2 separate regions of the Mus musculus genome follow, and region 2 is linked to region 1. A link is a loop called in an ENCODE intact Hi-C map of the cell type or tissue named here. Cell type or tissue: gastrocnemius. All regions are shown on one strand. Links, peaks and the distances in the headings refer to the core of each region. The heading gives the core; the rest is flanking DNA. Region 1 holds the start of Eola1 (endothelium and lymphocyte associated ASCH domain 1). Region 2 has its middle 22 kb from the start of Tmem185a.

Evidence for each region. Hi-C counts contacts between places; a loop is a spot of excess contacts. Peaks named below come from ENCODE experiments on the same cell type or tissue, not always from the same donor. Only the 100,000 strongest peaks of a DNase experiment are listed, where the experiment ranks them.
Region 2: it touches region 1 in a loop (6-fold over the local background); 5 of 42 quality-filtered maps call a loop at or near these places.

The regions. Positions count from the first base shown.
Region 1 is chrX:70,382,867-70,388,245 of GRCm38, reverse strand. Eola1 (endothelium and lymphocyte associated ASCH domain 1) reads right to left here and starts at 2,333. Exons shown (of 3, transcript NM_026787.2): 1 at 2,095-2,333; 2 at 80-352. The coding sequence starts at 332. It also overlaps a transcript of Ids not described here. In gastrocnemius, for the core only: no CTCF peak of the experiment used is centred there; DNase peaks (open chromatin) are centred at 2,094, 2,391 and 2,747; H3K4me3 peaks cover 2,207 bases; H3K27ac peaks cover 1,944 bases.
Region 2 is chrX:70,452,634-70,458,012 of GRCm38, reverse strand. No RefSeq gene overlaps it. Among named protein-coding and RNA genes, the nearest start is that of Tmem185a, 22 kb to the left of the region's middle. In gastrocnemius, for the core only: no CTCF peak of the experiment used is centred there; no DNase peak of the experiment used is centred there.

The sequences.
Region 1 (5,379 bases), core at 297-5,296:
CAGCAAAACAGTGCCACCAATCTATCAAGCAGGATCCTGTTGGAATTGTCTACGTGGTATTTGGTACAGCCTCACTTACCAGCTATCACGCCTCTGCCGTACTTTTCTCCTGCCTGTAGTAAGGTCTGAATCTGTGTCCAGGTCATCCCCAACCTCTCCATGAGCACTTCCTGCCATTCATCATCTTCCCAGTCCTTGTGAGCAATGTGGATGGCAATGGTGTATTTCTGAACGCTGCTCAACAGGGGACGCCAACGTGTCTCAAGAGTCTTGACTCCATTTAAGATTAAACCAGCGTAGGGCTGCCGGAAGGATAGGCAGGGAAACTTCATTTTCCTCAGAGTCTCTGGGCCTAAAGATAGAAACACACCACAGCTGAGCTTTTCAGGCTCACATCCATTGGGCCTTGCCTTCCCCAGATGATTCCCATGTGCCCTGAAACTCCACTGAACTCAATGTGCTTCCTGTCACAGATTAATAATGTCCTGCTCTTAACCTCTGAGCCTAGGAGTGGGAGTGTTCAGGATCAGGTGTGGGGAGGGACAGGAAAGATGATCAGATGTCCATGAGAATGAATGAAAATCTCCAACTGACAGGGGCATGGAGGTGTGTGTGTGAATCTCCAGGATGAAATAGACCTGGGATAAGGGAGACACCCAAGAATCAAAGAGGGCGACCTTAACAGTGACTCACAGCATTGGGGATATGGAACCTGAAGAGGCCACTTCCTGTAGCCAGGCAGGAGCCCCAGTGGAGCAATAGAGACACCAACCCACCCACAAAACTTTCGACCCTAAATTTATCCTGTCTCCAAGAAATGCAGGGATGGGGATGGAACAGAGACTGAGGGAATGGCCAACCAAAACCAGCCCAACTTGAGACCCATCCCATGGGCAAGCACTAATTTGTGACATTATTAATGATATTCTGTTATGCTTGCAGACAGGAGCATGTTGTCCTCTGAGAGGCTCCACCCAGCAGTTGACTCAGAGAGATACAGAGACCCACAGCCAAACAGTGGATGGAACTTGGGGACTCTTATGGAAGAGTTGGGGGAAGGATGTGGACCCTAAAGGAGATAAAAACTCCACAGGAAGACCAATAGAGTCAACTATCCTGGACCTTTGGAGTTCTCAGGGACTGAATTCCTGCCCTGCCCTACCCCAATGACAGACTGTAACCTCTAAACTAACATAAACCTTTTTTTCCAGATCTGATTGTTCTGTGCGCATGTCTGGAAGACTCTGATTCCTGCCAAGGGCTCATGTTCCAACCAGCCCAGAATCCACCCATCTCACAAGAATCCTCAGGATTCCTTGCAATCTGGCTGCCCACGCGAAATATTTGCCCTCTTCTCATTTCACTCACTGCCCTGTAGCTAGAACAACTGAATACTCTTCCTCATGTTTCTGCAGATAAACCTGCTCTGTGGATGAAGAAGCTGCCCTTTTTGGTTTGTTTCTGCTTCTCCACTTACATAAGGAGAAGGTAGATAAAGGAAAAAAAAAAACACCAAGTAAAACTTAGTTTTGTTGGCTACTGGCAGCAGGAAAGGCTCAGCAAGCCTTAGAGATCAACAAGAGTTAGGGCTGTACATCTCACTCACAGCTTGGTTCTGCTATCATGTCAGTGGGAAGGTCCTTTTTTGTCTGGTACAAGAACCGCCTGATGTAGAAAGTTAATTCTGCAACTGGTTGCCATTATTAAGTCAAACATGCAATTTAACAGGAGAAAAATGATGCCACATAGAATGTGATTGCATGGAAATGCTCAGGTCTACCAAATCCCAGTGCCTTCAGTGTCAACTGGTATATTAGACTAGGCATAATAATACCAAAGGCCTCATAGTCTAGAGTGTCAGTGAATTCGTAGCCTAAAAGTAAGGAAGAAACAGTGCCCTGGAGCAGCACATTTGGTTTTCATCCGCCTGCATCCACACTGCATCACTTAGGAGAGACTGTGAAATGCTGGCAAGATGGGGCATGCAAAGACCGGTCTTGGGCTGGCCCAGCAGTTGGCGAAGCTGGAGGCTGGGGTGTCCTCAATGGGGTGGGGGATGGGGGCAAGCTCGAAGGCTCCGACTCAACAGGTTACCTGTGTCCTTTGGGTGCTGTGGGCCTCTCAGCTTTGTCACTTATCACGCGGCAGACTCCAGTTTACACCCAGTCCTTTCTCTCTCTTCCAGCGTTCCCGGAAGTCCGCCAGTACCAAAGACTCCTGAGAGTGGGTGGATAATGTCCGCTCTAAAGAAAGGAAAGCATTTGGCTATAGCCTTAACTTTAACTGGCGTTCTGGGACTTTAACTCTGACTGCTTTAAGAAGAGACCCAGAAACACATCCGTGCCCGAACTTACACAATTTACGTAAGCACGCACACCACGCCCATTTACACGAGTAAACATCCGCAGCCAATTAGAACTACAGGCACTATGCTACCCGGATAGGAAGGTACGGACTTGCGTAATTAAGCAGTAAGCGACATCGAATGCTAGAAGACACCGTTTTCTTAAAGCAATCTTGCAAATAAAGTGGGTCAGGGTCTGTAATAGGCGGTTGGGGAGGGAAAGAAGTGAGAAAAGGAGTGAGTGATTTAGTCGGCGGAGTCTGCAAAAACCCATGAAAGTAGGAGTAGGTTGCACTGCAGCAGGAGGGGCGGGATTGGGGATGTGAGGGAAGAGGCTTGTTGAGGAGGGGCCTAAAATTGGTCCAGGGCCAAAGCTGTTTGAATCCCGAGGTTAGGCATTGGGGTGGGGTGGGGTGGGGCTGTGAGCACCTGATAGAGGTTGGGAATGGGAGTTTGTGCTCTGAAGAATCCTTGGGAACAGTTAGGAATTACGGGTGCTTGGAATCTGGGCCTGTTGTGAGTGCAGACCTGAGTGGGTGGAGCTACTGGGATACTAGGGCGGAGCTTTGGATCCCCACTTAACTCGGTTCAGATCTGCTTAAGGAGAAGGAAGGGCTGTGCAAGCTGAAGTGGTGGACCAGACTGTCAGTACTCAGCAAGGTGGTTAGGGCCTCAAGAGTACCAGCCAGGGCTATGTGTGGTGAGATTTTGTTGACAGAGCTGAGCTTTGGATGCTGGCTTTACTTGCTGGAGGGATACAGGGGAAGGAGGGCGTGCCTGTGAGTGGGAGCCGAATTATACATGATGGACAGTGCTATGCATGCTGAAGTAGAGGTTGAACGTGGTTCAGTGACTGGTGACATATGAAGTAGGAACAGAGCTTTGGATAGTATTTTTGGGGGGGGGTTATACAATAGATTTATTCTTAGCTTTTTGAGAAATGTTCACACTGTTTTTCTGAGTTGCCATACTAGTCTGCAATCCCATTAACAGCAAATATGAGTTATCTTTCTCTACATCCTTATCAGCATTTGTTGTTGCTTATTCTTTTTTTAATATTTTTATTACATATTTTCCTCAATTACATTTCCAATGCTATCCCAAAAGTCCCCCATACCCTCCCCCCCACTTCCCTACCCACCCATTCCCATTTTTTTGGCCCTGGCGTTCCCCTGTACTGGGGCATATACAGTTTGCTTGTCCAATGGGCCTCTCTTTCCAGTGATGGCCGACTAGGCCATCTTTTGATACATATGCAGCTAGAGTCAAGAGCTCCGGGGTACTGGTTAGTTCATAATGTTGTTCCACCTATAGGGTTGCAGATCCCTTTAGCTCCTTGGGTACTTTCTCTAGCTCCTCCATTGGGAGCCCTGTGATCCATCCACTAGCTGACTGTGAGCATCCACTTCTGTGTTTGCTAGGCCCCAACCTAGTCTCACAAGAGACAGCTATATCTGGGTCCTTTTGATAAAATCTTGCTAGTGTATGCAATGGTGTCAGCGTTTGGATGCTGATTATGGGGTGGATCCCTGGATATGGCAGTCTCTAGATGGTCCATCCTTTTGTCTCAGCTCCAAACTTTGTCTCTGTAACTCCTTCCATGGGTGTTTTGTTCCCAATTCTAAGGAGGGGCATAGTGTCCACACTTCAGTCTTCATTCTTCTTGAGTTTCATGTGTTTACCAAATTGTATCTTATATCTTGGGTATCTTAGGTTTTGGGCTAATATCCACTTATCAGTGAGTACATATTGTGTGAGTTCCTTTGTGAATGTGTTACCTCACTCAGGATGATGCCCTCCAGGTCCATCCATTTGGCTAGGAATTTCATAAATTCATTCTTTTTAATAGCTGAGTAGTACTCCATTGTGTAAATGTACCACATTTTCTATATCCATTCCACTATTGAGGGACATCTGAGTTCTTCTCAGCTTCTGGATATTATAGATAAGGCTGCTATGAACATAGTGGAGCATGTGTCCTTATTACCAATTCAAACATCTTCTGGTTATATGCCCAGGTAAGGTCTTGCTGGATCTTCCTATAGTACAATGTCCAATTTTCTGAGGAACCGCCAGACGGATTTCCAGAGTGGTTGTACAAGCCTGCAATCCCACCAACAATGGAGGAGTGTTCCTCTTTCTCCACATCCTCACCAGCATCTGCTGTCACCTGAATTTTTGATCTTAGCCATTCTGACTGGTGTGAGGTGGAATCTCAGGGTTGTTTTGATTTGCATTTCCCTGATGATTAAGGATGTTGAACATTTTTTCAGGTGCTTCTCTGCCATTCGGTATTCCTCAGGTGAGAATTCTTTGTTCAGTTCTGAGCCCCATTTTTTAATGGGGTTATTTGATTTTCTGAAGTCCACCTTCTTGAGTTCTTTATATATGTTGGATATTAGTCCCCTATCTGATTTAGGATAGGTAAAGATCCTTTCCCAATCTGTTGGTGGTCTTTTTGTCTTATTGATGGTGTCTTTTGCCTTGCAGAAGCTTTGGAGTTTCATTAGGTCCCATTTGTCAATTCTTGAGATAGTATTATAATAAAGGCCCAGAAACGCTGAAAGAGGACAGGGCCATTTGAGATATGAGGGTGAGATTGTGGATGAGACTGTTAGTACCGACTTGGGTCTCTAAAGTGCTGGCCAGGACTGTGAATTGTGAATGTGACAGCAGGACTGAGCTTTAAATCCTGATATAATGTGATAGAAGGCCATTGAAGGAATAGGGCACGGCTGTGTATGCTGACAAAAGAGTGGCTTGTGTATGCTGTACAGGTTGAGGGCACTGCTGTGACTAGTGATGTAGGAAGTGAAGGAGGAGGAGTCGGGCCGTTTGTGATGATGTAGGAGCGACACACAGGTAGGGCACTGCTCTCTGGGTTAGTAGTGGTACGTCGTACTGTGTATGTTGATGTCCAATGGTGGGCAGGACTGTGCACACTATGGTTGAAGTGGTGGGCAGTGCTGTGTGTGTGGAGGTAGGAGAGGTAGGTGGTGTTTCGAGCGTTGCCCTGGGCACTTAGGGTTTACAGA
Region 2 (5,379 bases), core at 101-5,100, 70 kb before region 1:
GGACATTAAAGTCCTGTATTAGCAGGGCTGGAGACATGACTTAGCAGCTAAGAATGAGTACTGCTCTTGCAGAGGAACTGGGCTTGTTTTCCAGCACCCACATAAACTTCTGCAACTCTAGTTTTAGATTTAATGTCCTCTTCTAGCCTCCTTGGGCTCTTGTACATGAAGTCATTCAAATACAAACGTGTGCATGCGCATGCACGCGCGCGCGCGCACACACACACACACACACACACACACACCCTCCACTAGTATGACATTACACATTAGAGCCCATCTTGTTAAGCCTATTTATATTTTATGTATATATTTTGGTGATCCAACATTGGGTGTTCCTATATTTAGATGAGAGGGTGGAGGTTGCCCTGAGTTCCTCCATTTCTTACCTTCACTGCCCGGGACCTTGGCCCTCCTCTTGGCAGGGGCAATGCTCTTTGTAGGAAAACCCCTAAGCTCTCTCAGACCTGAATATGGAAATTAGGAACCACTTGCATGTCGCCTCTGCACAGTGTTTGTCTGGGTTCAGAGCAGGGGTATTACTGGATCCTATCCAACATACTCCCAGTCCAAACATAGTGGGAAGGTTAGGATGCTTTAGAACGCTTAGGATAGGGGTGTGTTGCCTGAGAAATCTCCCTTGTGGTACGGGACTGACAAAGGAGGACATGCTGGATTACTTGGCATCTTTTATTGTGGTACTTCCTCAGTCTGTACTCAGGATATTATCATTTCTACTAAGTGAACCAGAGCCGTGGCTCTTCAGATTCTAAGACAAAGCATACCTCCCAGAATCTTTTGAAGTAGAAGTGAGCTGAGTGCCTTCCTACAAGTCTGTCTCCCTTGTAAGCATGGCTGCATTATTGGGGATATCTCTTTCTGGGATGAGGCTTAAACCTAACCTCAATTGATCCCTCACAAATCGATATTCTCTCTCTCTCTCTCTCTCTCTCTCTCTCTCTCTCTCTCTCTCTCTCTCTCTCTCTCTCTCCTCCCCCTCCCCTCTCTCTCTTCTTCCCCCCTCACTCTCTGATCCTCATTAAAAGGGAGCTATGAGAATTCCTTTCAGAGTGAGATGCAAAGGAAGTTTACTCCGTCTTCATAAGGTTCTAATAATGAATCATAACATGAGTCTACCATAGTTCACCCTGGGGCTCCAATGTATTTATGATGCATGGGTAGAGTCTGGGAACTGGGTAGGGGAGGGCCAAGCAGCTATAATGGAAAGTATGTAGGCAGCATGGAGTCTCTGCATTTTTCTACCTCCAATATACTTGGTGGGGCTGACCCATTCTCCCCCACCTAAGGCCAAGGGGAAACTGGGCTCCATTCTCATTTGCTGCTTAGGCTGATTCCCTGATACAAGAGGTTGGTACAAGGTTAGCACTGTGGCTGTAGTTGCATCTGTTGCTTCTCCATTCACCATGCTGTGAGATACCTTGACTTTTCAAACCGTCCCCAATCCTAGCATAAATCTTTGCCACAGGGAACTAACTATACCCTGCATAGTCTATGGGGGGGATAATGACTCACTTTGGGACAGTCTTAATCATATTCAGCTATATTTCTTATTTGGATGCTTTCTTTCAACTAATTGCTTTTCAGACTTTAGTCTCCCAGAAGCTCATTAGCATAGAATTTGGCTGTCAGTTTTTCCTTAGGCACTTGGGCTCTGCACAAATCTTGCCACATTTGCCTTTAAGTAACACAGACAGAGCTCCTCTTCTGTTTTGCCTTTTTCTTTTCTTTTTTGTTTCTTATTTTTAAAAATTATTTTATCTACATTGTAAATGTTACTCCCCTTTTCAGTTCCCCTCCCAGAGTTCTTCACCCCATGCCCCTTTCCTTTGCCTCTGAGAGGATGCTCCACCACCCGCCCACCCACGTGGCCCCCTCACATCCCCACCCACTCTCACCTCACATCCCTCACCCCAGCATCCCCTTTCCTGGGGCATCAAGTCTCTACAGGATTGCACACATCCACTCCCACTGAGGCCAGACAAGGCAGTCTGTGCTACATATGTGCCAGGGGCCATGGACCAGCTCTTTGGTTGGTGGCTTAGTCTCTGGGAGATCTGAGGGGTGAGGGTTAGTTGATACTGTTGTTTTTCCTATGGGGTTGCAATCCGCTTCAGCTCTTTCAATTCTTCCTGTAACTCTTCCTGACCTCAATTCAGTGGTTGGCTATAAGTATCTACATCTGTCTCAGTCAGCTGCTGGTAGAGCCTCTCAGAGGACGGTCATGTTAGGCTCCTGTCTGCAAGCACAACACTGCATCAGTAATAGTGTCAGGGTTTGGTGTCTGTGCATGGGATGAATCCCAAGTTGGACTGGTCCCAGGATGGCCATTCTTCAGTCTCTGCTCCATTTATGTCCCTGCATTTCCTTTATACAGGAACAATCATGGGTTGGTGACCCCATTCCTCCACTGGGGGCCTGTCTATCTACTGGAGGTGGTCTCTTCAGGTTCCATCTCCACACTGTTGGGCATTTCAGCTGAGGTCCTCTCCATTGTGTCCTGGGAGCCTCTCACAACCCAGGTCTCTGAGGCTTTCTAGAGGTTCCCCCACCCCTACCCCACACTGCTGCATATTTCCATTTATTCTCCTGGTCCTCTGGGCTTTTCTCCTGACTCCCCCCATACCTGATCCTGCCCCCTTTTTCCTCCCCGACCTAGGTCCCTCCCTCCCCATGTCTCCCAGATTATTTTGTTACCCCTTCTAAGTGGGATTGAAGCACCTTCACTTGGGCCTTCCTTCTTGTTAAACTTCATAGGGTCTGTGAGTTCTGTCATGAGTATTCTATACTTTTTGGCTAATACCCACTTATCAGTGAGCATGTACCATGCATGTCCTTTTGTGTCTGGGTTACCTCACTCGGGATGATATTTTCTAGTTCCATCCATTTGCCTGCAAAATTCATGATGTTCTCTTTTCTAATAGCTGAATAGTACGCCATTATTTAAATGAACCATATTTTCTGTATCCATTCTACAGTCGAGGGACATCTGGATTGTTTCCAGCTTCTGGCTATTATAAATAAAGCTGCTATAAACATAGTGGAGCATGTGTCCTTGTTATATGTTGGAGCATCTTTTGGGTATGTGCCCAGGTCTTCAGGAAGAACTATTTCCAATTTTCTGAGAAACCACTAGATTAATTTGCAGAGTGGTTGTACCAGCTTGCAATCCCACCAGCAATGGAGGAGTGTTCCTCTTTCTCCACATCCTCACCAGCATCTGCTGTCACTTGAGTTTCTGATCTTAGCCATTCTGACTGGTGTGAGGTAGAATCTCAGGTTGTTTTTATTTGCATCTCCCTGATGACTAAGGATGTTGAACATTTCTTTAAGTGCTTCTCACTATTTGAGATTCCTTGTTGAGAATTTTCTGTTTAGCTCTGTAACCCATTTTTCAATTGGGTTATTTGGATTTTTTGAAATTTAACGTCTTGAGTGCTTTGCTTTGCCTTTTTCTAATCTCCTCTAGGTTAGTCTACTTCACAGGCACAATGTTTACATTTGTAGAAGTCACTTAGGTCTGCCAAAACCTCTCCAATTTTGTACAGCTCCTGTCCCAGTAAAGGGCTCAGCAAAGCCATGAGAGCCTCATAGCAATCTCCAGGTCCCTGCTGAATGAACTTGTCTTTGAACTCTGTTGAATAGAGTTCCATTATTCCTAGTGAACTTGGCATCATCCATTGCTCTTCTCATTCCCAATTCCCTCAGTAGTGCCCCTCCTTCCTCTATTGTCCTCCAGCCCCTGATATCTGTGGGAACTTGTACCAGTGATAAGCACCTATCTCTAATGTCTCATATGAACCACTCCACCAGGGTGTTTCCCTCATTCTACTCATACTGCCTCAAGTTATGAAGCATGGGTCTCAAGGAAGGATATATTGCTTAATCCCTCTGCTTCTACAGCACTCAACCTGATCCCATCTGTTCCCATGTCCCACAAGCTCGCAAGGCAGGTGGTAAGAGGCTCCTTCACTACTTGTTTAAAGTATTCCCCTAATTTCAGCATTCTACTGCTGAATAATCTTTGATCTCCATAGTCTTTGCATTATTAAGAGCACTATATAGCTCTGACTGTCCTGGAACTAGCTCTGTAGACTAGGCTGGTCTCAAATTCATAGAGATCTGCCTGCCTCTACCTTCAGAGCGCTGAGATTAAAGGGCAGTGATGGCGCACGCCTTTAACCATAGCACCTGGGAGGCAGAGGCAGTCAGATTTCTGAGTTCAAGTCCAGCCTGGTCTACAGAGTGAGTTCCAGGACAGCCAGGGCTACACAGAGAAACCCTGACTCGAAAAACAAAACAAAACCAACCAACCAAACAAACAAACAAACAAAAGATGTGTGCTCCTCTGAGGGAGTTTGCAGCCCCATTGGAGGAGCAACAGTGTCAACAGACCAGACCCCCTGGAGCTCCCAGGGACTGGACCACTAACCAAAGAGTACATATGGTGGGACCCATGACTCTGGCCACATATGTGGCAGAGGATGGCCTTGTTGGACATCAGTGGGAGGAGTGGCCTTTGGGCCTGAGGGTGTTGGATGCCCCAGTGTAGAAGAATGCCAGGACAGGAAGACAGGAGTGAGTGAGTGGGGGAGCACCCTCATAGAGACAGGGTGGGGATGGGATAGGGGGTTTTTGAAGGGGAGACTTGGAAAGGGGAAACCATTTGAAATGTAAATAAAGAAAATATCCAATTTAATTTTTTTAAAAGTGTGTGCTCCTATGCCTGGCTGCTTTTCCCTTTCTATCAAATTGTTGAAGCTGTGGTGATCTTCTGTAACCTCTATTTCTCTCTCTTTCTCTTTGCTACCTGACTCCTGCCATAGCTTCCTTTTTTTTTTTTTTTAGAGTTTTGGGCAGGGCTGATTAAAACAGATCCAACTTTACCTTTACCTGACTCTTCCCCACTGCCATGAGAAGTGGCAAGCCAACATCTTCATCTCATCCTCTCATTTACCAATATTCTTGAAAATTCAGAGGCTAACATAATGGATGTCCCTATATCTAATTTTTCTATTACAGCTCCTCTCTTGGGGAAGCCATCTTGGCCTCAGATATATTTCATACTACGTGTATCAGAAATTAGGATGCTTCTGTACTCCATTGCCAAGACATTCATTCCTCTCAAGGTACTAACTCTTAGGGACTTGAATGTCTGCCCTAGATCTTAGAGGTTGACAAAAAGAATATAAGAGCCAAGCTGGAGGAAAGACTACTATACTCTGACTAAAACAGACTCTACCCTTATCAGATCAGCTGTGCTAGCTTGCAAGCATCAGCTATGATTGAGCCTATAGGCTAAATAGAATGAAGGGGTGGGGAGGGTCAGTGGATCCTTACCTGAGCACCTAGCCATTCCTT